5 separate regions of the Homo sapiens genome follow, and regions 2, 3, 4 and 5 are each linked to region 1. The links are chromatin loops, found by intact Hi-C in ENCODE. Cell type or tissue: dorsolateral prefrontal cortex. All regions are shown on one strand.

What was found. Peaks named below come from ENCODE experiments on the same cell type or tissue, not always from the same donor. Only the 100,000 strongest peaks of a DNase experiment are listed, where the experiment ranks them.
Region 2: a loop joins it to region 1, with 9 times the contacts of the local background. A loop is called at or near these places in 104 of 110 quality-filtered maps.
Region 3: a loop joins it to region 1, with 4 times the contacts of the local background. A loop is called at or near these places in 23 of 110 quality-filtered maps.
Region 4: a loop joins it to region 1, with 3.0 times the contacts of the local background. A loop is called at or near these places in 23 of 110 quality-filtered maps.
Region 5: it touches region 1 in a loop (5-fold over the local background); 22 of 110 quality-filtered maps call a loop at or near these places.

The regions. Positions count from the first base shown.
Region 1 is chr2:11,582,232-11,587,231 of GRCh38, forward strand. It overlaps GREB1 (growth regulating estrogen receptor binding 1), which reads left to right. Exons shown (of 33, transcript NM_014668.4): 8 at 2,930-3,043; 9 at 3,531-3,674. It also overlaps the pseudogene RN7SL674P. Among named protein-coding and RNA genes, the nearest start is that of MIR4429, 44 kb to the left of the region's middle. RefSeq lists an enhancer at 512-806 and a silencer at 2,185-2,274. In dorsolateral prefrontal cortex, CTCF peaks have their summits at 667 (motif pointing left), 867, 2,220 (motif pointing left) and 2,439; DNase peaks (open chromatin) are centred at 670, 2,180 and 2,569; H3K27ac peaks cover 2,675 bases.
Region 2 is chr2:11,475,064-11,480,063 of GRCh38, forward strand. No RefSeq gene overlaps it. Among named protein-coding and RNA genes, the nearest start is that of E2F6, 11 kb to the left of the region's middle. In dorsolateral prefrontal cortex, CTCF peaks have their summits at 3,044 (motif pointing right) and 3,273; a DNase peak (open chromatin) is centred at 3,048.
Region 3 is chr2:11,232,087-11,237,086 of GRCh38, forward strand. It overlaps ROCK2 (Rho associated coiled-coil containing protein kinase 2), which reads right to left. Exons shown (of 33, transcript NM_004850.5): 5 at 3,616-3,876. It also overlaps the pseudogene RNU6-1081P. Among named protein-coding and RNA genes, the nearest start is that of SLC66A3, 79 kb to the left of the region's middle. In dorsolateral prefrontal cortex, a CTCF peak has its summit at 2,432 (motif pointing right); no DNase peak of the experiment used is centred here.
Region 4 is chr2:10,830,589-10,835,588 of GRCh38, forward strand. It overlaps a transcript of PDIA6 not described here. Among named protein-coding and RNA genes, the nearest start is that of PDIA6, 20 kb to the left of the region's middle. RefSeq lists enhancers at 542-1,042, 4,677-5,000. In dorsolateral prefrontal cortex, CTCF peaks have their summits at 1,909 (motif pointing right), 2,111 and 4,902 (motif pointing right); DNase peaks (open chromatin) are centred at 1,933, 3,723 and 4,903; H3K4me3 peaks cover 1,248 bases; H3K27ac peaks cover 2,440 bases.
Region 5 is chr2:11,496,743-11,501,742 of GRCh38, forward strand. It overlaps a transcript of GREB1 not described here. Among named protein-coding and RNA genes, the nearest start is that of E2F6, 33 kb to the left of the region's middle. RefSeq lists enhancers at 1,455-2,240, 2,241-3,026, 4,066-4,235. In dorsolateral prefrontal cortex, no CTCF peak of the experiment used is centred here; DNase peaks (open chromatin) are centred at 2,039 and 2,589; H3K4me3 peaks cover 1,278 bases; H3K27ac peaks cover 3,970 bases.

The DNA.
Region 1 (5,000 bases):
GGTGGCCTTGGGAAGCCTTCTGTGTGGGACTGACTGTATTTTCCTTGCCATGCTCCGTGGAGGGGTGTGGGAGATGGAGCTCCTCCAAATTGCCTAGGGGAACACGAGCCGTTCCAGAATCTGGCTCCAGCCCACCTGCCGAACCTCATTCCCTGCTATTTTGGCTACCCTGGGCAGTTGAGCTCCCCCACCCCCATGGCCCCATCCTCCTGTCTCCATGCTCTGTGCCTGCGTCCCGGCTCTGGGCTGCTCTCTCCACCCGCCTATTAAATCGCCTTTCTGAGGTTAGTTCAGGGGGCACCTGCTCTGTGCAGGAGGGCCCCCTGTGAGCTCACGGGGCTCCCAGCCGTCCCAGGCTCAGTCCCGCAGCCACATGTGGCCATCGGGGCCTCGGCGCTGTGCAGTTCCCGAGGGCAGCGCCTTGGTCATGTGCATCTTGGAGCCGCTGGTACCAGCTGCTGGGGAGCTCCGCCAGAGGGCATGACGCTGGCTGGGTTGAGTTGCGTTGAGCACAGCTGAAGTGTCGGAGTTCCTGGGCCTTCTCCTCTGCTCTGGGGAGAGAGCTCAAAATCAATTTTTAAGAAACTGCGTCTAATACCACATGGAGTTTACTGAAGCCTAGAGTCCTGTCACTCACTGGTTCGCAATGGAGAAGTGCTGCCCCCTGGGGGCGGGGGTAGGAAATGTTCTGGTAAAGGATGGATTTGTTGTCCCAGGCCCAGGGTCTTACTGGCATTTGGTGCTGGGACAGAGCGGGCAGGATGCACAATGTCCCGCACCAAACAGGCTACATAATGAGTCATCTCCAAAAAATGCCAAATAGTACCTCCCCAAGAGACATTTTGAGAAATAGTTGATCCACATTGGTACCATGGGAGCAGTTCCTGGTGACATCATTTGGGAAGAGCTCACGGGCTTAGGGTCTATTTAGAACTATTTATAGGGTTATCTTCCCAAAGTGAGAAAACATCTGCGTCTCTTCAATCCTTACTGAGATCCAATTCCAAGCCCTGTCCCCTTTGGTCGTTCAGTAGAGCTTTTAGAGGAGCTGGCTGCTTAGCCTCTGTGGGGGGTCTCCCATCGCAATTGGGGACAGATGTTTGCAGAGTCTAAGGCCTCATCCCTGCAAACAGGAAGGAGGAAAGCAGCAGCTGCGTCAGTGGTTGTTGGGAGGGCCAAAGGAGCCCACGGCTTTGAAAGCTCTTTGTAAACAAAGTACTTTATGCTTTTAACTTTTTGTTTACTTTCAGTCAGTCAAATGAAGTGATAATTTTTTTTTTGTTTACTCTTGAGAGACTCTAAAGCAATGATTCTCACCCTGCAGCGTGCTTAAAAATTACCAGGCTGGTCGGGTGCATTGGCTCACACCTATAATCTCGGCACTTTGGGAGGCTGAGCAGGCGGATCACCTGAGGTCAGGAGTTTGAGACCAGCCTGACCAACACGGTGAAACCCTGTCTCTACTAAAAATACAAAAATTGGCCGGGTGTGGTGGTGCGCGCTTGTAATCCCAGCTACTCGGGAGACTGAGGCAGGAGAATCGCTTGAACTCAGGAGGCAGAGGTTGCAGTGAGCTGAGGCCGCGCCACTGCACTCCAGCCTGGGCAACAAGAGCGAGACTCTGTCTCGAAAAAAAAAATCACCAGGCTGGCTTACAAAGGATGGTGTTTTTTTACTGTCGTTTCCAGAGATGTGATTCTGGAGGTCAAGGCAGGGCCCAGGGACACACAGGTTTAATAGGCCCATGGGGGTTCTGTGCAGTGCCTCGGGTCACACCTGGAGAACCGTTGCTCTGATTGGTATTTCTCCACCCGGGCTGTGCGTTAGAATCAAGAAGAAGCGTTGAGATATTGGGATGCCTGGGTCCTGCTCCCATGCTGGGCTTCTGGTTTACTTGGGATGAGATTGCATCCAGACAGAGTTTTAAAAGTTTCCCGGTTGAGTTTAATGTACAGTTGAAGTTGAGACATGAATCTCTGCATGTAGGGGAAATTTTGTGTCTGGTTAGTCAAGAAACTATGGAAACCAATTCTTGATATTTTGAACCATTCACGAAGATAGTTTGAGTCATGAGCATGCTGTTGTCTAGAGTGGGCGGGGATGACTCATTGGAGTGGATGCGCTGCTCTGTACTTGATTTTTTTGAGTCTGAAATTAGCTTTCCAGGCTGGGGCAGGGAGGGGAGCACAGGTGGATCAGTACTGCCCCCAAGCGGTGGAGCTGTGGTGGTGGATCAAATACTGCTGCCGCCTGTCTGCACAAACATATTTCTCTCTTCCAGCCCTTCAGAAGTGTATTGGAATATGTCGATAACAATAATGATGGTAGTGAAGATGATGATGATGTGGGTAATTCTGGCTACCTTATTGGGTCCAAGCTCCCCACAATTCGTTGCACAAAGCACTCTACATACATTCTCTTTAGTCCTGATCAAACCACCTTTCAGAGTAGGATTTAGTGTCCTATTTTAAAGATGAAGGAGCTCGGGCTCAGAGAGAGATCGTTTAGACACACACACAACTTTGGAATGAAACATTTACAGCCGGGCGCGGTGGCGCGTGCCTGTAGTCCCAGCTACTTGGGAGGCTGAGGCTGGAGGATCGCTTGAGTCCAGGAGTTCTGGGCTGTAGTGCGCTATGCCGATCGGGTGTCCGCACTAAGTTTGGCATCAATATGGTGACCTCCCGGGAGTGGAGGACCACCAGGTTGCCTAAGGAGGGGTGAACCGGTCCAGGTCGGAATGAAACATTTACAAAAATTGACATTTCCTTATGCATAGATATTTCACTAGGTCCTTAAAACCCACGTGAATCTGTGATTAGAAAAAAAAAAACAAAACAAAACAGATCATTGTTCTCCAAACCAAGGGTAAATTTTATTGGAGCCCTGTCCTGGTGATAGCCTAATCCACACTCTGAATATTGTCTAGGTATCTTGTCAAACTCCGGGCCCCCCAAAAAACGCCACAAAGGGTGGTCTCCAGAATCTCCATCAGCTCCAGATGGTGGCTGCCCCCAAGGTGGTGGGAACAGAGCTAAGTATGGTAAGTGATGGCAGCCTTGCCCAGAATTCCAGACTTGGGTACTGGTGGTAGTGCTGCTGCCAGTTGTGTGTATGTGTGCGTGTGTGCGTGCGCACGAGTGTGAATGTGCGTGTGTACTGATGAGGGAGTTCTAAGGAGGCAGAGTTTGGTGTGACAAAAGACCTCTTTCTCACATGTTAAAATTGCTTTGCAAGGTCTAGGATCCGTGTATGATAGTGAGTTCTCTGATCCTTGAGAAATTTTAAAAGGGGCTATTTATGACTTGGCAGGGATATCGAAGAGGAGACTGAACTACTGGGGGAAGGATGGGCGGAATGAACTTAAAGGTGCCGTTGACCTTAGGAATCTGTGACTCTAAGAGTTTGGTGCTCCTGTAATCAGGGACGTTGGTCAGAGGGTAGCAGATTTGCTGGCTGGCCTGATGTCAGGTATGTGAGAGGTGGATGCCTTGTCTGATGTTTTCACTAATATTCTTGGGTGTTCCTAGAGAGCGCAGGCATGTCCTGCGTGCCGCAGGTTGGCTTGGTGGGACCAGCTTCAGTCACCTTTCCAGTGGTGGCCTCTGGAGAACCAGTGTCTGTTCCTGACAACTTGCTGAAAATATGCAAGGCCAAGCCAGTGATATTTAAAGGCAAGTACAGCAGTGCACCGAGTCGTGGGGATGGGAGAACCTAAAGGAAGGCATGAGAAACAGGCAAAAGCGAGACCTCATCCCGGTCTGACTCCAAGGGTATCCTCCTGAGACAAACCTAAAATGCTTTCCAGGGCAAGGAAAGAACAAGGCAGAGCCAGTCACTAGCTCAGCCCCTGATCAGATGCCAAGAATGATGGAGCTTGTCACAACTTTCCACAGTGGGTCCAGGTGAAATGATTCCCTGCCATGAAGTCTATTTGCCTGTTCACTCATTCTTTCCTTCGTTTGCTCAGCTTCATTGAGCTTCTGCCGTGGTCCCAGACCCGGTGCTGAGTGCCGAAGATTAGGAAAAAACAAATCACTCCCTGGCTGCAGGAGCTCCGCTCTGGTGGGTTGTCTCCTGTTATCACCCACGCCACTAGTATTTTTTGACTATGAAATCTACTTTGGTTGGGCAAAGATAGCCGTGGTCACCACTGTAGAAGCATCAAACAAAATTAGATTTGATCTGTTTTGTGCAGTGGGCTAACGTACGCTACGTGGGGGTAGACTTTTGGCTCAGCTGAAGAAATCTCTTTGATGAAGCTGGGGATGTTGCAATGGGAAACCCTGGGGGGATTCAGCAGGGCTTGGCTGGTGATATGTAGGCACCAGAATGGCTGGCACATGGCAACACACACATACATACACGCGTGGGCACGGCACACACACACCGTGCACGCAGGCCCCTCTTAAATACGTTATTATTGCATTTGGTATCATGCTTGTAGATAGAGTAGAGAGGATTGTAGGAAAGTGAGAGAAGCACCCTACTGTTAATTAAGAAATAAGAAAGAGCATGTCTTTTTCCTAAAACACAAAAACTGGACGGGGTATTCAGGAAGTAGAGTGCAACTCTGAGTTTCGACCTTAGCATGACGCAGGACCAATGACCGAGGCAGTTCCACTGGGCCCCACTGTCTACCTCAAATGAAGACCAACATTCTTTCAGTCATGTTGTGTGTGTTTTTTTACGTGGCCATGGCGTGTCTGTGGTAGGCCCGAAGACCACGGTGCTCAGGAAACAGAGCTAGGACAGGGTGCAGGGCTTGGAGGTGCAGGCAGGGCGTCACCTGCTTCTGCTTTGAGCCAGGAACCTCGGAAAAGAAAGCCCAGCAAGTCTACGTCTCACACGAGCAATCTCAGAATAGAGACTGTCCTCTCGGTTCTCAGGCGTGCTCTGCTCCCTCCGCTGCCTCTCTGTTTACACTGCACCCCTCGCTGTAAAGCCCTCGTCTCCCGGACTCCTGCTCCCCACAGCCATATGTCCAAGCCCTCCTGAGG
Region 2 (5,000 bases), 110 kb before region 1:
GCGCCATCTCATCTCACTGCAATCTCCGCCTCCTGGATTCAAGTGATTCTCCTGCCTCAGCCTCCTGAGTAGCTGGGATTACAGGCGTGTACCACCACACCCAGCTAATTTTTTTGTATTATTAGTAGAGACAGGGTTTCACCATGTTGGCCTGGATGGTCTCGATCTCCTGACCTTGTGATCTGCCCGCCTCAGCCTCCTGAAGTGCTGGGATTACAGGCATGAGCCACCGCACCTGGCCAATTTGTTAAAGATTTTACCAGGCCGGGTATGGTGGCTCATACCTGTAATCCCAGCACTTTGGGAGGCAGAGACAGGCAGATTGCTTGAGCCCAGGAGTTCAAGACCAGCCTGGGCAACAAAATAAGACTCCCATCTCTACAAAAAATATAAAAATTAACCAGGCATGGTGGCACACACCTGTAGTCCCCAGCTATTTGGGAGGCTGTAAGGTGGGAGGATCACTTGAGCCCAGGAGTTTGAGGCTGCAGTGAGCCGTGATTGCACCACTGCACTCCAGCCTGGGCAACAGAGTGAGATCGTGTCTCAAAAAAAAAAAATTACCAAAGTTTCATTGGTAATAATTCAGATGAATCATTTCAATTTTTCTTTTGCATTTTCTGTGGTAGGGGTATATATTACAAAAATTCATTTGAATTAATTGTGTTGAAAGAGGAATACAGTCAACAAGCTTAAAATCTTTTGTTTTGCTAAGTAGTCATGTATCATTTACATAATTAAAAAAATTACAGTACCTTCTCCTAAAATAGAAAGAAAGTAGTCAAATATCAGAGAATTATCACATCATATTGGCTTCAGGCTCATGATACCAAGAAATTTTAAATATCATTAGACCTTGGAGAAATTTTGGTCAAGGCAAATTACACAAACAAAAAAACTTTAAATTTTTTTTTGAAGAGGTATATTTACATGGCTCAAAATTCAAAAGACACAAAAGAGTAACAGTGAAAAATCTCCCTTTCACTCTTGTCTCTCGGCAGTAATGTCCTCTCTTTGGAGACTATCATTGTGTTGGTTTCTCAGATATTCTTGCAGAATATTTATGCAAAAATGTTCATCTACGTTATCCTTCCCCCTTTTAGTGCACTAGTAATGTATTTTTTTCCTTCTTTCAACCTAACAAAATACCTTGCAGATTGCTCTCTGTCAGTGCAATAAATACCTTTCTTACTCTTTTTTTTTTTTTCTGGAGAAGGAGTTTTATTTTTGTTGCCCAGGCTGGAGTGCAGTGGTGTAATCTTGGCTCACTGCAACCTCCGCCTCCTGGGTTCAAGTGATTCTCCTGCCTCAGCCTCCTGAGTAGATGGGATTACAGGCACCCACCACCACACTCTGCTGTTTCGTATTTTTAGTAGAGGCAGGGTTTCACCATGTTGGCCAGGCTGGTCTCGAACTCTTGACCTCAGGTGATCCGCCTTCCTTGGCCTCCCAAAGTGCTGGGATTACAGGCATAAGCCACCACACTCGGCCCTTTCTTACTCTTTTTTATGTCTTCACAGTATTGAATTGTGTGTATACACCATAAATTAACCATGCTGTACCCCAAGACTGGACACTTAGGTTATTTCCGATATTTTGCTACTATAAATAACACTGAATATAGAATAATCTTGTGCAGATGTTACTTCATTTAAGGTTGAGTATTTCTAAAAGATAAATGGCTAGAAATGAACTACCAGGTCAGAGATACATGCATTGGTGATTTTGATCATTGGCAATTGCCAAATTGTCCTCCATAGATTATCCTACCAATTTACCTTAACTCTTTCTAGCAAGAGATAAAGGTATGGAACTATGATAAAGCAAATAAATTTTCACTCAGCTTTTAAGAAACAGCATTGTTCATTTGTATTAACACATTTCTCCAACAAAAGAATCCACATTCTTTTGGATAGAAAGAAGCTCTATATCAAAGGCTGCTAACTGCCAGAACAGTAGTTTTCTTTGCTGGTGCTATTAAAGGTTTTCAATCATTTTAGCTTAAAGTCTGACGTGGTACTGAAATGTATATATGAATTTTGGGACACATTACAATCATTCAAGTATATTATATATGTATATAGGCTGGGTGTGGTGGCTCATGCCTGTAATCCCAGCTACTTGGGATTACTTTGGGAGGCTGAAGCGGGCCAATCGCTTGAGCCAGGAGTTTGAGACCAGACTGGGCAACAAGGCAAAACCCCATATCTACAAAAAATACAAAAATTAGCTGGATGTGGTGGTGCACGCCTGTACTGCTAGATACTTGGGAGGCTGAGGTGGCAGGATCAATTGAGCCCAGGGGACCAAGGCCACAGTGAGCCATGATGCCACCACTGCACTCCAGCCTGGGTGACAGAGTGAGACTCTGTCTCAGAAAACAACAAACACACAACAAAACATGTATATAATGTACCTCGTGTATATTACACACTATCACGTGCCTTAAAGAATGAAATCCCAAGAGGTGTTCTTTGGAGAAAAAGAGAAATCGGATGACGAGGTTAAGTGTGATGGGTACAGACATCCACTGTGATATTGTTTTCTACCCTTTGTGTTTTCTTGTCCTATGTAATTTGTTCTGTAACTGCCATTAGAGATCAAGAAGGTGGTCCTTAAATGTTGCTACACACCTGACAGAAAGGTGTATTTCTATGTATGTTATTGGAACAACAGAGTTTCTTCCCATTCAAACGTTTATATAATTTCATCTTCTTTGGTTATTGGGAGCCCAGGTCTAGTGTGCACCCACACTGCACCCAGATTTTTAAAGAAAGTTCCATCAGAGGTGAATTACTACCTTCTATTCTTGAATTCTATGCAAATACTATCTAGTTTGTTAGATAATGTCTTCTTGATTATTAAATGTTCACGTCTCAGGCACTACCCCATGAACTATATTGGTTGCATCAAATTCATTTTGCCCCCCTGATTCCTTCCTCTGTTTTATCTAATATTTAATGTCAACCAAGATGCTTTTGGTAGTGCTGCTACCAGCTGGTCAATCATTTGCAAATGTGTAGTGAAGTCAAAGTGCTCTCCACCAGGTGGCGCACTTTCACCTTAGGGAGTCCATTGAATGGAGCCCTTGAATTTTGGGTGACCAGTATTCCTGATAAGATCCAGGTGAGGATCTTATCCCCTCCCTTACCCCCTCCCTTGGTGGGGAGAGGGGTGCAGTTGGATTTGAGTTCAAGGTTTCTAATGAGGAAATGCCACATCTAGGCTTCAGATTTACTACTGATCAAGATGGAGTTTAGTATTTCTGGTCTAAACCTCACTCAGAAACAAGCCAAACCCGAACCTTACTGCTATGGGTCAAATTGTGTCCTATTTGTGCCAGGACCCTTCCAAAATTCATATGTTGCAGTTCTAACTGGTACCTCAGGATGTGACCTTATTTGGAGAGAGGATCTTTTCAGAGGTAATCAAACTAAAGTGAAGTAATTAGGGCAAGTCCTGTCCCAAATGACTGGTGTGTCTTTATAACAAGAGGAAATTTGGACACAGATTTGCATAGAGGGGCCAGCCATGGTGGTTCATGCCTGTAATCCCAGCACTTTGGGAGGCTAAGGCGGATGGATCACCTGAAGTGAGGAGTTTGAGACCAGCCTGGCCAGCATGGTGAAAGCCCGTCTCTACTGAAAACACAAAAATTAGCTGGGCATGGTGCTGCATGCCTGTAATTCCAGCTACTCAGGAGGCTGAGGCAGGAGAATCACTTGAACCTGGGAGGCGGAGGTTGCAGTGAGCTGAGATCATGCCACTGTACTCCAGCCTCGCTGACAGAGTGAAGACTCAGTCTAAAAAAAAAAAAAATTTGCATAGAAGGAAGGCAATGTGGAGAGACTCAGGGAGAAAGCCATTTACAAGCCAAGAAGAGAAGTCTGGGACAGATCCTCCCTCACAGCCATGAGAAGGAACCAACCTACTCACATCTCAATGCCGGGCTTCTAGCCTCCAAATGGGAGACAATAGATTTCTATTGCTTAAGCCCCTCCGTCTGGAGCACTTTGTTATAGCAGCCCTAGCAAACGAATGCACCTTCCCATCCACATTTTGGGACAATTTAAGCAAGCTAGGTGGAGGGGTGTGAAAATGTGTGGATGGTAGAAAGAAAAAGGTATGAGAAGTGTTGGGTCTGCACAAAACAGAAATACAGGTGCAAACAGACCATATGTATCCAGCAGAGAACTGTTTGTGCGACAAAGCGTGTTTGTGGGTGAGAGTATGGATATGTGTGAAAAAGAGCCATGTGTATGCTTGAAGCACGAGTACTGCATGCATTTAAGGAAGTAGATATGTGTACGGAATCAACATGCATAGCACATGCACCGTTACGTAAGACACGTAAGGGGGAAATGTGTGTGAGAATGTGTATGTGTGAGGGAGAGAACAATGTGTGTGTGTGTGTGTGTGTGTGTGAGAGAGAGAGAGATTCTTTAGGATAATGCTGGCAAAGACACAAAGGTCAGAAGAGAGCCACCTCTAACTGCTTTGCCCACCCCGCCGTTTTTGGGGAAGGCCTCTGCTTATTGAATGGGCTTGGAGAGAGACGGCTCCTTTGCAAGTTACAGGTTGGCCACCAAAGTTTTTTAGCTCGGCCCCATTCTTGTCAACATTTTAAACCGGGCTAATTCAGCTCATTTAAGAAACTATCTTGAAATGACTTTTCCAAGTTTTGGTTCAAGTTCAATAAAGACATAAAACAAGTGGGTCAGGTTCCAGGAAAAACATAATCATTTGTACTTGTGTGCTTGTATTTAAATCAATGAACTAGGAGCGGGGAGGTGATTCATTAAATAAGAAAATAATAAACAACTTTTCATCGAATCTCATTTGTTTTCTTAGCTGAGAAAAGAATTACATTAATTAGTTCTACCAACTAATGAATTCTTAGTTGGTAGGAGTTTATGCATTTCTAAAATTCATTATAGATATTCAAAAATAGGATTAAATGGTTTCTCTCAAAGTCATTGTATTAATTAGTTAAGGTATGG
Region 3 (5,000 bases), 350 kb before region 1:
CAGTCCCTTCTGTAAGTGGATGAGAATAAAACTATGGACATTTCTTTTTTTTTTTCAGACAGGGTCTTGCTCTGTCGCCCAGGCTGGAGGGCTGTGGCCTGGCACGATCTCGGCTCACTGCAACTTCCACCCCCTGGGTTCAAGCAATTCTCATGCCTCAGCCACCCAAGGAGCTGGGATTACAGGCATGCACCATCACGCCTGGCTAATTTTTCTGTTTTTAGTAGAAACGGGGGTTCACCTTGTTTCCCAGGCTGGTCTCGAACTCCTGGCTTCAAGCAGTCTGCCCACCCTGGCCTCCCAAAGTGCTGGGATTACAGGTGTGAGCCACCACAGCTGGCCAAAACTATGGACATTTCTAATGGCTTTGGTATAGTAACAATAATCAAACAAAGGCACATGAAGTGTTGAGCCTTAAACTTGCAATAAGACTATTCATGTTAAAAACTAATAGAAAATTATAAATCCAATGTACTATAGTTTTTAATAAAAAACTCTTTTGTTCTTAAACATTGTATAATTATCCTTAGTATTGCTTGAGGAATGGAGATCTGGGGTAAAACAACATTTTAAAAGTTCAGTATTTGTTAAAGAACACCTTTGACTACATCAGAATGAAGGAGTTCTATTCAAACAAAGGAAGGCATAGATGGGTAACACAATGGAAGATGATATCAGCAATATCTATGGAATCACTATCTAGATTATATAAGCAATCCCTGTACATGAACAAGAAACCAATTTAAAAGAGTTAAAAGATATAAACAGGTAATTCACAAAACAGAAATGACTGACAAATATATGAAGAGAGGTTTGTCATCATTAGTTACAAGATTAACATAACTGGTCAGGCACAGTGCCTCACACCTGTAATCCCAGCATTTTAGGAGGCTGAGGCAGGAGGATCACTTGAGCCCAGGAGTTTGAGATCAGCCTAGGCAACATAGAGAGATACTGTCTCTATGAAATATTAAAAAATGAACCAGGCATGGTGGTGTACGCCTGTTGTCCCAGCTACTCAGGAGGCTAAGGAGGGAGGATCCCTTGAGCCCAGGGGTTTCGGGCTACAGTGAGCTATGATTACACCACTACACTCCAGCCTGGGCAATAGAGGAGACCGTGTCTACAATAACAACAAAAAAAGATTAATGTAATTTTTACAAATCTTATTTATTTTTTTCTTGGCAACCTTAGTCCAATAAGATGAACATAATTGTTTAAAGATACTACTGTATATCAACGGAACTGGTAACCCTTAGAGAACTGAATAGTAAGTGTTAGCAAGGATATGGGGAGACAAGATCTCTCATGTACTAGTAGTAAGTAGTTAGAAACATTCACAGCCATTCTGGAGATCGGGCAATTCTTTCTTTATGTACCCTCTGATGTAGTAGTTTCACTTCTATGTTTATATTTAGAGAACCCCCTGTAAGCATATACATGGGACATATATAAAGATGTTCAAGATAGTATTGTTGTTAGCAGGGATTTGGAGGTGACCTAGAAATCGAACATCCAAGGAATAATAAGGTAAATTGATTGATAGATACTATGGAATACTAAGCAGCAGAAAGAAGCAATGAACTAACTGACATCAGGGAGAGATATAAAAACAATGCTGAGTAACAACAGCAAACAAAATGACATCTATATCAAGATACTGTTTATACCAGCTAAGAACATATAGTACACTATACTAATAATCTGCAAAAACGTATGGTGAACATATACTAGCTATCTATTAGGGAGAGGAAAGACAGAATGAGACAGAAACTGAATGGAGGAAAATATAAAATAAAAGCAAGATGAGGCCTTCGTGTTGACTACTCATGACAATAAACTATGAACCAAGGAGTATAATTAACTCAACTGTCTGTATCTGAGTTTAAAAACAGTAAACCGTGCTCACTTAGGCAGCACATATACTAAAATTAGAATGATACAGACAAGATTAGCATGGCCGCTGCACAAGCATAACATGCAAATTCTTGAAGCAGTCCATATTTTTTAAATTTATTAAAAATAATAAATAAAAATAAATAAAAGTAAAAATAGTAAACAAAATTAGGCCATGTTTTACTTTGCCTTATAAAGAGACAATTTAAGTATTTGCTTACATGCTTATACAATTATTCTGTAGGTACCATATTCTATCCCGTTCCCCATATTCTTCTTCTCTACACCTTGCTCTCCTTAACCACCCTTATCTTCCCTAAAAATATGTGGTATGATTTATTTGTCTGTACCCTAGTGCCAAAAGTTTTTGGTTTAATGAAAATCGCAATACATTCATGGAAGTACAACACAAAAACATCTTCTCTTATGTATAGCAGACATAAGTTTAGCATTCTATTAGGAAATTATTTCATACTTCATTTTCATTAAAGATAATTTGCACTGTTAATCATTTCACACTATATTATACCAAATACCACAAGAGGGAGCTTTGGGTACAATAAAAAACTCCACCTATTAAACATTGATTAAGGGTTGCAGAATATAACAGACTCTATCAAAAAGACCAAAAATATATAGGGATATTAAGTTCTAGCTGGATAGATTAAGATAGACAAAAATGGCCCATAAAGTATAGCACAAATTCTGACTATGTGAGGAAATTATGGACATTATGACATTAAAGAATGATCAGTCAGGTCAGGATTATCAGAAGGAACCTTAAAGCCGAGGTAAAATCTGAGATGAGCTTAGAAGTTGGAATGCTGATGAAGGTAGAATGATCAATAAAAGTGAATGTCATACAGGTGGCATGAACAAGTTAAGAGGTAGAGAGAAAATTACCTTAACTCAAAATAAACATTTGACTAGGTAACTACCAAGAAATAAGATTGGCTTTATAAGCATACTGGAAAGTTATAAAAAACATACAAAAGATGAAATACAGTTTGCTGTCAATATATATTAACATTTATAAGTCGACTCCTAGGACCAACAGGGTAATACAAAGGAAACAGAACCGATCCCTCTCCATCAAGAATTACTTACTGCACACTTACAGAGAAAAGGGCAAGATATATAAATTTTACAACCAAAATAAATCAGTATCATAATTAGCTACGAGGTTAATGCCACTGAACCTATCAATCATAATATGAATTGATCAACAGGTAAAGCATCGGAACAGATGATGTTCCCAAATTTATTCTGTGTGGTTGATGCAGAGGGAGTGACGAGGAGGTTGTAACATAAATTTCTTTACTTACTTTTACCTCCTCTTAAAGAAAAAAATGCAGAAGTAACAATGGTGGTGAAAATACCTATTTACCTTAATTTAGATTTTGTGTCCTTCTTCACCTAAATTATACATATGAACCGGTTTTGATTGGTAGCAAATGCTTGTCAACAGTCTATGAGGAAGATAACTAAGCTAAGTTTTTATTTCTCTTGATAAGTACTCTACAGCTACATAAATGATTACAAAAGAAATGTTTTAAGTTGGTTAAGGAAATGTTTTAAGTTGGTTATATCTTGTTTGGGTGCTATACAGTTATGAAAACTAAATTTACCTTTGTTCAAAACTATGAAGACCTGACTTAAAGTATTTCATTTATTTCTGTCCCTCAAAACACTATCGTTTTAAATAATTTGCTTACTTACTTCATCCATCTTCATACACGTGCCAAAATCTGCTAATTTTAGATGTCCATGTTTATCCAAGAGCATGTTGTCAGGCTTCACATCTCTGTGTATTAAACCCATGGAGTGTATTGCATCCAGAGCAAGAACAACTTCAGCAGTGTAAAATTTGGCCCATTTTTCAGGCACATCATAATTACTCATAAGGTTTACAAGGTCTCCACCAGGCATGTACTCCATTACCATGTACAGATACCTATCATCTTGAAAGGCATAAAAAAGCTGGAAAACAAAAGGAAAAGGAAAAATTTTTAAAAACCCAAACCAAAAATCATAATCAGAACAAAAATTTAAAAAACTATTATTACTATTGAAAAAGGCAAACTATTTTATAACCAAAACTAAAATTTATGAGATCTTTTATTTTAGACTCAGGCGTATGTAATGGATAAACAGTATCAGACAAAATTTTTATATGGGTACCTTATTCAAGCATAAATGAATATTTCCCCTCATGGAGAACACAATACAAAAGAAACTATTTAAATAGAAACATTTAAGAAAGAAACAAACAGGAATAAGGAACATTAAAGGTGAAAGAATGACAGAAGAATTCACTATAATTTAAAAAAAACAGCTTTCTGAACAAACTACTGCACCTAACTCACACAGAAAAGAGCAGAGGAGGTAGGAGCAATTTAAAAAAATCTAGAGATACTAGATTCAACGGACACAAGAAGAGGGAATAAGCCCCATATCAATGGAAAGAATGAGTCACTGGTAGCCATATTTGGAAGACGCGTAACTCTTCTCTCCCCTTCCCCATCACCTTGTTCATGATAAACAAGAGACATTCAGTTTACTGAGACTATAGCAGTAGCATTGGGACCAGAGAAAGAAGATACCAGTCCAGGTTGCTACTGACCCCCCAAACAGACAGAGAAACCACAATGTCTGAAGAAAACCTATCTGTACATTCTACCAAACAGTATGTCACACCCCTCCCAGAAACAAGCAATGCAAACACAAGTCTTCCACAGACAAACAGGGAAAAGATAAAACTAAGAATCAATATTTGAGAAAAACCAACATCATGAAATAGAGAAAACAGCAATTTGAGAAACAAAAATAATACTCAAGGAAATGTTTAATAGGACAAACCGAAGACAGCTTTAAAAATGTAAAATCAACCAGGCGTGGTGGCTCACACCTGTAATGTCACCACTTTGGGAGGCCGAGGCAAGTGGATCACCTGAGGTCAGGAGTTCGAGACCAGCCTGGCCAACATGGTGAAACCCCGTCTCTACTAAAACTATAAAAAATTAGCCAGGCGTAGTGGCAGGCACCTGTAATCCCAGCAACTTGGGAGGCTGAGGCAGGAGAACTGCTTGAACCCCGGAGGCGGA
Region 4 (5,000 bases), 750 kb before region 1:
CTCTCTCAAAAATAAAATCCAAAACCCAGCCCATGAGGGCAAAGCAATTTTGTAGGAGATACTTAAGTCTTCAGTTAAAGTGAGAAATTAGTTCAAGGAAATAGGGAGAATGTGGCCTCAGACTTAGAGCTGAACTGAACTGCCCCTCCAGGCCCTCGGGTCACCCCCTGCGCGGGCGTGGCTGTGCCCCTGGACACACGGGGACTCCACCTGCGCAGAGTGGGCTGGAGCTGAGGTCTGCCTGGTGCCACCCCCGCCGGCTGGTGGCTCAGGAGGCACACGGGGCACTTCTGTGGTCTCCTTGGGCGCTTGGCCACGTCAGCTTTTCAGAACATTCAGTTCCTCCCCACTTAGCCTCTCTGTCTCCCTCCTAGGGAGAAATGAGCTCCCTCCTGCACCGGCCCAGCCCCTCACTGTCCCTGAGCCACAGGGGCTGGCGGGGAGGGCCCTTGTGGGAGCGCAGCGGACTCCGCTCTGCTTCCAGCCGCTGGTGAGACCCCCCTTCTCTCTTTCCGGGATTCCTTGACTGCAGTGGGTTTGGGTTGGCCTCACCCTTGGCACTTGGAGCCGCAGATGAGTCTACTGTGATAGGGCGGGCGTTGATGAGCGCTGTGACCACTTGCCCCCACCTACTTAGCCTTCCCCTTGACCCCGTGGCCAGGGCTGTGGCGCTGCCCTCCTCCCGGGCCCGTGCACATTGTAGTCTACGGCACTCTCTTGACTCGGGGAAACGCAGGCTGGCTTGTTTCTGAGGGTGGCCCCCACCTGACAAAACTGCTCAGCTCACTAAGAATCAGCGGCACTGGTCACATTACTTCTCCGGCTCCTTCTCCCTGTAAGCCTCTTCTGGCATGGTGGCTGGAGCCCTCCCTTGCAGCTGCTAAGACTGCGTTTCACCCGGCAGCCCCACATCCTGGGGCAGGGGCAGGTCATCGGTCAGACCTCTGGGTAGCCTGAATGGGAGGTGTCGTCAGCTGCTGATTTGGGTGCAATAAGCAGCTTTCAGATCCAGCTACGATGTGCCCCTCGCCTCCACACCCTGCCTGGCAGACACAAGTAATCTGCTCACTGGACAGGATTGGCCTTCACTGAACACGAGTTAATTGATACCAACGTCTCCTTCATCGCGTGATTGTGTGTCTGACAGATTCTAGGGCCTGACAGGATGCAGTTTCCAAGCGGAACCCAGCTCCCGGCCGTAGTCATCCTCCTCCTCCCAGCCACCTTCCTGGACCCCTGCTGTCCTGCCTTGGGCAGCCAGTCATGGGGTGTGAATGTCCTCTCCTTCCTCTCCCCTCAAACCTCTCTCTCCTCATGTGCCAGGCTCTCTGCTGGGCGCTGAGGGCAGAGGCGGGCAAGCCAGGGTCCCCTGGAGCTATGATGGTGCCACTGCACTCCAGCCTGGGTGACAGAGCAAGACCCTGTCTCAAAAAAAAAAAAAAAAAAAAAGAGGAGAGAATTCATTTCAACAGATATTTACTGAGCACCTATGATATTCCAGGCACAATTCGAGGTGGTGGAATATGGCGGGGAGTGAAATAGACAACAATCCTGCCAGCAATGTTGAACTGGAACACACCCACCCAGCATCCCAACCCCAGGCACATACTCACCCCACGGGCGTGTGAATTCACCGAAAGGCAGGCTTAAGAATGCTCACAACAGCAGAACTGGCCAGATCCCAAACTGCAAACCGCCCAAATGCCCATCAGCAGTGGAAGGATAAATTGTGTTCTGCTCACACAGTGCAATGCAGTGCAGCCGTGAGAATGAGCAAACTGCAGCTGCAGATATCCTCGCCATCTACGCCTCACAAACACCACCTGGTGGGATTCTATTAATTCCTGTTTGAAGCACGAGGCCAGGAGACCTAACCTTGCAGCGGGCACCCTCGGTTGAGTAGTGACAGGAAGTGACCGCAAGGGGGCGCTCTGCCCTTGCTCTGCGCAGGCTGCTGCGGGGATGCGTGTGGGATTTGAGCTGTGCGCTCAGGACTCGTGCGCTTTTCTCTGTATGTGCTGTACTTAGATACAATATTTACACTAAAAAATCGGGGCTGTGGTGGACCGAAGGGCCCAGGCTCAGGCCCTGGGCTGGCTGAATCCTGCAGTCAGCATCTCCCGCCTCGGTCTTCCTTCCAGGAGGTCGGGTCCAGGGCAGAAGAGGGCGACCCCAGATGAGGCATCTCCTGAGGGGAGGGGCAGCTGGCTTGGAGGCCAGGCTGTGGCTTGCCACAGGAACAGGGTAAGGAGGCGGTGAGGATCACCTGGGCCCCCAGGGACATTTGGCGGACGCAGAAAAGGCAAGGTCGAGGCCAGCGCTGGTCCCACCCCCCGCCCCCCCAGCCACTGAGACCCGCAGAAGCCGGGACTCTGGAGGCTCCCAGAACTCCAGCCCTCTGGGGTCACTCTCCTTAAAAGGCCAAGTGATGGGTGGGAGGGAGCTCACAGATGATATTGGGGCATGGAGAAAGGCCAGGAGTCCCCATTTCCCAGAGGCAGAGCAGTCAGAAAGCATCCCCTCCCCTGCCTGGACAGGTGTCCATGTAGAGCCCAGGCTCTGTGTCAGGGACAGCCCCGCTCCCTCGACAGGCCAGTTCCGCGGAAGGGGCCCATGTCTGTGTGGCCTCTAGTCTCACTTTGGCCAGGCTGGCTCCTGCCCTCGGGCAGGCCCAGGATCTGGGGTCTTTTTCCCTGTCCGGTCCCTCTCCTCTCCCCTCCTCCGGCTCCCGCAGTTGTTAATCATCCTTTCCCGTTTGGAATTTCCCGATCAGCAGGCCTGGGAGGCAGCTTTCTCAGGCCCCCACTTTGCTGCTGTGTCTCTGAGCTTGGTGTGTCCCCACCCCCTCTGGGGGTTTTCAGTCCATCACCACAGTGGGGTAATAAGCCTCACAGCCAAGGGGAGTGGCCCCCAGAACCTCAAAAACCCACAGCGGGCTCATTCCCTGACTTCTGCCAGGTAGAGGCGGCTGGGCCCTCTCCTCAGAACATGTTTGAGCCCCTTCTCAGAAGTTTCCAGAGTGCCAGTATGGTTGGCACCAGCCTTGTAAGCCCCTATGAATAGAGACACATCCCTCTTATACCCATACACAGATTGGAACTCCCGGAGGCAGGGCCTGGATTCCAGGGCATGTACTTGCTGTATAGTGGGCTCTGCAGGGAGATGTATGAAGTTAAGTGGATGTGGACATCGAGCCTGGAAAGGTTAAATGACATCCCCAGGGCTGGAAGCCATCAAGTGTCTGGAAGTGGAGCTTGGAGCTCGAGGTGCCAAGACCCTGAAGTGGCAGCCAGTGTCTGGTTATTGGAAGCCCCAGACGCTTGTTTAGAGAAATCTTTGCCTCCTCCCAGGTCCCACCAGTGCTCTCTGTGTTTCTCTTATCTTTGGATGTTGCCACACGGAAGCGGAATTCTAAAATAATTTCCTCTCCCTTCCCCCATCCCCAGACTTCTGAAGAAGATTTAAACTGGGCATTAGGTGTTTTCTAAATACTGTTGCAAAGTCCCAACAGCTTCTACAGTGAGAGCAACGCAGATCTGGGGAAAGATCCCAGTGAATTTGTATCTTTCTTTGGGGTCTCAGCAGCAATTGCATGATTTCAAAAGGAGGCAGTGCCTCACTCTCCTTTCAGGCTGCGCTTCTGAGCAGAGACAAAAAAGGGAACCTCTCAGGCTGGATCAAAGGCGAGCCTCTTTCTATGTGGGCCACGGATGCTGCCTGCAGCAGTGTGCTTTGGAGAGAAAGACCCTCTCTGTGGAGAGGGAACATTCTGGACACGTGTGCCCTTCTCCTGTGAGGCTTCCCTCCCTCCCTGGGGCTGGCCACCCTCCCTCCCTCCTTCCACGGAGGCCTGGCCTCTCTGTGGCACTGCCCCTCACCCCTCTGGGCTGCAGTGACTCCCAGAGGTGGGATCTCATTGGTCCCTGAGCGCCTGGCAGGACTGACAGGGTGCTTAGTAAACCCTTGTGGCCTGGATGCAGGCCGAGGCTCCTGTGGCCTGGGAGGGTCCAGGTCCTTCTTTGTTATGAACACTAAGAGGCAGGTCTCCTCCCTTCCCTGCCTCAGACACACAAGGGACACTTGATGTGTTTGTGGAGTGAACTAATTTCTCTCCCTCCCTCCCTCCCTCCCTCCCTTCCTTCCCTCCTTCCTTCCTTCCTTCCTTCCTTCCTTCCTTCCTTCCTTCCGTTCTTTCTTTTGACAGAGTCTGCTCTGTTGCCCAGGATGGAGTGCAGTGGTGTGATCTTAGCTCACCGCAACCTCCGCCTCCCAAGTTCAAGAGATTCTCTTGCCTCAGCCTCCTTAGTAGCTGGGATTACAGGCACGCACCACCATGTCCGGCTAATTTTTTGTATTTTTAGTAGAGACAGGGTTTCACCATGTTGGCCAGGCTGGTCTCGAACTCCTGATCTCAAGCGATCCACCTGCCTCAGCCTCCCAAAGTGCTGGGATTACAGGCATGAGCCACTGTGCCTGGCGTAGAGTGAACTAATTTCATAGCGTGGGTTGATGAACATGAACAGGTGGGGCGGGCCTACAGCAAGGAGCAGCACCAGCGCCTGTGTGTGTACTGTGGCCGCTGCTCGGCCCCGGGCGGTGCACTTTACCTGAACCGTCCTTCCAGGCCTCCCAAGCCATCTGCAGGAAGTGCTGTTTCCATCCCAGGCCTGAGATGGTGGAAAGGCTGGGGACTCCAGGGACACAGGGCTGGCAGGCGGGTGAGGTGGGCAAGTACCCCCGGCAGTCGGGCTCCGGAGCCCGCCTTCTTGACCAGGCCGCTGGCAGTGAGCCAGCCGGGTTCCGTTTCCATCGCGGGCCTTATCCGGGGCGTATTCCTTCCAGGTGCGGCCTCCGGGGAAGCCCAGTCCCCAGCCTGGAGGTGACGAGGCCGGCGCACCCACCAGGGGTCGCTGCAGGCAAGAGCTGGAGGCCTGAAGGCAGGTGGGGCCCAGGGAGCCGGCCCGGCACACTCGGATACACAGCTTTAGGTGTGCCAGATC
Region 5 (5,000 bases), 85 kb before region 1:
AGTTTCTCCCAATGATAACATTTTGCAAAACTATCATACACTATGGCAACATTGATACAGTCAAGATACAGAATAGTTCCACCCTGATAAAAACCCCTCATGTTGCTCTTTTATTTATTTTTTATTTTTTTGAGTTGGGGTCTCATTGTGTTGCCCAGGCTGAAATTCAGTAGCGTGATTATAGCTCACTGCAGCCTCGAACTGTCATGCCTGGCTAATTAAAAACATTATTTTGGTAGAGATGGGGTCTCACTTTGTTGCCCAGGCTGGTCTTGAACTCCTGGCCTCAAGTGATCCTCCTGCCTTCGCCTCCCAAAGCACTGGGATTACAGATGTGAGCCACCACGCCTGGCCTGTACTGCCCTTTTATAGCTGTGGTTAATTCTCTTTCCCACCCCTGGCAATTGGTGATCTGTTCTCTATCTCTATAATTTTGTCAATTCAAAAATATCATATAGATGGAATTATATAGTATGTGACCTTTTGAGGTTGACTTTTCTTTTTTCCTACTCATTGTAATTCTCTGGAACTTCATCGAGGTTGTTTTAAGTATCAGTGGTTCATTCCTTTTTATTGCTGAATTGTCTTTCATGATATTGATGGACCACAGTCTGTTGAACCATGAACTTGTTGAAGGATATCTGAGTTGTTTCCAGTTTTTGGCTCTTATGAATAAAGCTGATATGAACACTTGTGTACAGGTTTTTGTGTAAACATATGTTGTAATTTCTATGGGATAAATATCCAAGAGTGCAATTGCTGGGTCTTATTTTAGTTGTATTTTTAATTTTGTAAGAAACTATAAAAGAGTTTTCCAAAGTGACTGTACCATTTCACACTCCCACCAGCAATGTGTGAGGATCCAGCTTCTCTTTGTCCTTGCCAGCATTTGATGGTGTCACTGTTTTTTATTTTAGCTGTTATGATAGATGCATAGTGATGTCATATTGTGGTTTTAATTTGTATTTTCCTATTGAGTAATGACACTGAACATCTTTTCGTGACTTATTTGCCATCTGTATATCCTCTTCAGTAAAACATCTCTTCATGTCTTTCGCCCATTTTCTAATTCACTTCTTTTGCTTTGTTATACTATTGAGTGTTGAAAGTTTTAAAATATATATATTCTAAGTACTAGTCCTTTGTTGTATATGTGGTTTGCAAACATTTTCTTCCATTCTTTAGTTTGTCTTTTCATCCTCTTAACAGGGTCTTTTGCAGAGCAAAACTTTTTTTTTTTTTTTTTTTTTTTTTTTTTTTTTTTTTTTTTAAAGACAGAGTCTCACTGTGTCACCCAGGCTGGAATGCAGTGTCATGAACACGGCTCACTGCAGCCTCGACCTCCTGGCAGAGCAAAACATTTTAATTTTTATGAAGTCCAATGTATCCACTTTTTATTTTATGGATTGTACTTTTGATGTCAAATTTTAAAACTCCTTAGGCCTAGATCATAAAAAATTTGTTTTTTCCAGAAGTGTTATAGTTTTATGTTTTATGTGTAGGTCTATGATCCTTTATGAGTTAATTTTTGTAAAAGGTTTAGGTTTTGTAAAAGGTTTAGGTCAAGGTTCATTTCTTTGCCTGTAGATACCCAGTTGTTCCAGCACCATTTATTGAAAAAGCTGTCTCTCCTACAATGGATTGCCTTTGCATTTATTTATTTTAAGATTTTAAGAATTCCTGCTTTTTATTACCAAGTCAAATATATAGGGACACAACAGTACCTAAAGTTTGCATAATAAATTATGATATTCACCGATGTTCACATAGCTAATTCTAGGCTTCAAGAGGACCACAAAGAGTGTTCAGCTTCGGGACACCGTGAGTCAGAACTGGGGGGCAGTGAGGTGGGGACGTGGGTCAGGGGACAGCCAAGCTGGCCAGGTGATGGGAGTCTGAGTTCCTATGCAGTTTTGCTGCTGGGCAGCTGGGCAGCCTGCCTGCCTGGGGAGAGGGTGGTGACACTTGGCGTCCTGGGCTGATCTGGGGCACACTGACCCACGGGTGGAGCTGACCTTGTGGTAGGCACGGGCATGACTGGGCTGGGTGCCCGTTTTGTCTCCTCTGTCAGCTGCAGACTCACCGAAACTGCTGACTGATTTCAGTTGTCAGCCCCTGTGACATCTCTCCCAGCCCCAAATGTGGCGTGCAGCTGCTGGCTGCTTAAAAACCTATGCAGAGAACATGTGGAACTCAAGTGCTATTTTGGAAGTGTGGGTTTTCATTTTAAAAAATGGTTATGATTTTAAAATGCTTAATTACACAAACATGTTCCTGGTGGTGGGGGGGTGGAACATAAAAAGCACAGATAAGCAACATGTATCTGCAATCCCCATAAACACAGAATTATTATTAATTGTGGAAGGCAGATTGTCTTTTTTGTTTATTTCATTCCAAAACTCCATTCTTACTCCAGTTGGGTCATGAAGACACAAAGCTGGTTTGGAAAAAAGGAAATGTCTTTTCAATGGCTGAATCTGGAGAGAATGTTTGACACTGCTAACCATGCTGCAAATGAGGTCTTTGTGTGTGGGTGCAGGGGTCAGCCTGGGAAACAGCAACAGCAAGGGGTGGGCACACACAGGCCGGCTGCAGCCAGTGCTACGAGAATGATCTTTTGTTTCCGCTGGTCAGCCGTTCAGGATGAAGGCTGAAAACATCAAAGACATGTCTAAACACTGTTATCTGGCCATGTCCTTTGCCCTGACTGTGTAAGGGGTCTCTCTCCATGGGGAATAGAGCCCTGAGCTTAGCTTCTACTGTGCTGTTAATTTCAGGCAAGAGCAGATCAATAATATTTGCATTAGCTACTTACATCAGTCTCTTTTGTTCTGAGGAAAATTTGTTGATTTATTTATCTGATGAAAGTAATTAAAAATCACTTTCTTTACATCTCAAAAATTACATGTGTTAATTGCAGAAAACTTATAAAGCATGGAAGAATACAAAACAAAAACAAATTCCTCTACCTGGACATGACTGTTGTTAGCATTTTGGGAGATTCTTCATATCCTTTTAATGTAGATATGCACATTTTACAAAAAAGGCTATCATATTGTACATATAACTTTGCTGTAGGTCTGCTAGGAACCTGTACCCATGTCATTACTGTAAGCATTCTACTACTCAAATTTTAGTATCTGCAGATATCAGATATCCTTTTACATAATTTCTTTATATTATAGAATTGTTGCTTTAAAAAAATTGAAATGGTATTGTTGCCCTTTCTGATTAGTAAAGTATACTTTTTTTTTTTTGAGGCGGAGTCTCACTCTGTCACCCAGGCTGGAATGCAGTGGTGTCATCTCAGCTCACTGCAACCTCTGCCTCCCGGGTTCGAGCAATTCTCCTGCTTCAGCCTCCTGAGTAGCTGGGATTACAGGCATGCACCACCATGCCTGGCTAGTTTTTTAAAACTTTTATTTATTTATTTATTTGAGACGGAGTCTCACGCTGTTGCCCAGGCTGGAGTGCAGTGGTGTGATCTCGGCTTACCGCAACCTCCACCTCCCGAGTTCAAGTGATTCTCCTGCCTCAGCCTCCTGAGTAGCTGGGATTACAGGCGTGTGCCACTACGCCTGGCTAATTTTTATATTTTTAGTAGAGATGGGGTTTCACCATGTTGGCCAGGCTATTGAACTCCTGACCTCAGGTGATCTGCTCGCCTCGGACTCCCAAAGTGCTGGGATTACCGGCGTAAGCCACTGTGCCTGGCCATTTTTTTTTTTTTTTTTGATTTTTAATAGAGACAGGGTTTCACCATGTTGGCTAGGCTGGTCTCGAACTCCTGACCTCAAGTGATCCACTCGCCTTGGCATCCCAGCTGGGATTACATGCATGAGCCATTGGGCTGGCCCCAATTAGTAAAGTATTCTTATTGCAGCAACAAAAATGTTGCAAATAAAATTACCTACTTGATTTACAGGAAAGGCTTAAATGTATCCTTCAAGTAACGGACTGTTACTTACTAGGGAAGATGGTTTCAGCAGTTGGGAAAGCGGAACCACAGAGCTTTACTCAGTTTTCATAAGCAAATAATGGGGACTTTACATATTGACAGCAGGGAATGGTAAGATTCCCAACCAACTGCGGCATTTCTGTGAGAGCAAGTCAGAGTAAGAGGAATGGCAGAAGAAACGAAACAGAAAGTGGAGAGAGTGACAGGCAAACTGCAGTTGGGTTAAATGAGATATGAGAAAGGTTAGCAGTTCAGGAGACACCATTTCACTCCCCAGTTCAAGCTATGATGTGACTTTAATGTGGTACAGAGCCAGGGTCCCTTCTCAGGGTCTTACATGAGGTAGTGACAAGCTCTGTCTTTCCTCCACTGCCCAGTCCCTTGAGGGTAGGAATCAGGGATCCATCATCTGGGCACCCATGGGACCTGAACTGAGTACTGCAGCTTCGGCCAGTGAACACATTCAGTTTTTTTTCCTGGAGGGACACTCTTTAATCAGCTGTGTTCCCTACTGACTTTGCATTTATCAATGTCATGTCATAGGTATTTTGAGTACATCGAAGCAGTGGTGGTGGGGAGCTGAGAGGCAGAAGGGTGGGCCTGAGAGGGCAGGTGGGATTCTTGATCCTGAAATGTTTTAGACACATTTGCTGCAGATCTCCGAGTTACCATGACCCAGCTCATTAAAGACAGAAGGTGCTGCGTTTTTTTGAGATGGAATCTCTCTCTGTTGCCCTGGCTGGAGTGCAGTGGTGCGATCTTGGCTCACTGTAACCTCTGCCTCCCAGGTTCAAGCGATTGTCCTGCCTCAGCCTCCCAAATAGCTGGGACTACAGGCACGTGCCACCATGCCCGGCTAATTTTTGTATTTTTAGTAGAGACGGCGTTTCACTTTGTTGGCCAGGCTGGTCTCGAACTCCTGACCTCAGGTGATACACCTGCCTTGGCCTCCTAAACTGCTGGTATTACAGACATGAGCCACTGCACCTGGCCAAGGTGCTGTTTTTATATGCTGTTTTGTATCTTTTAGGAAGATAATTTC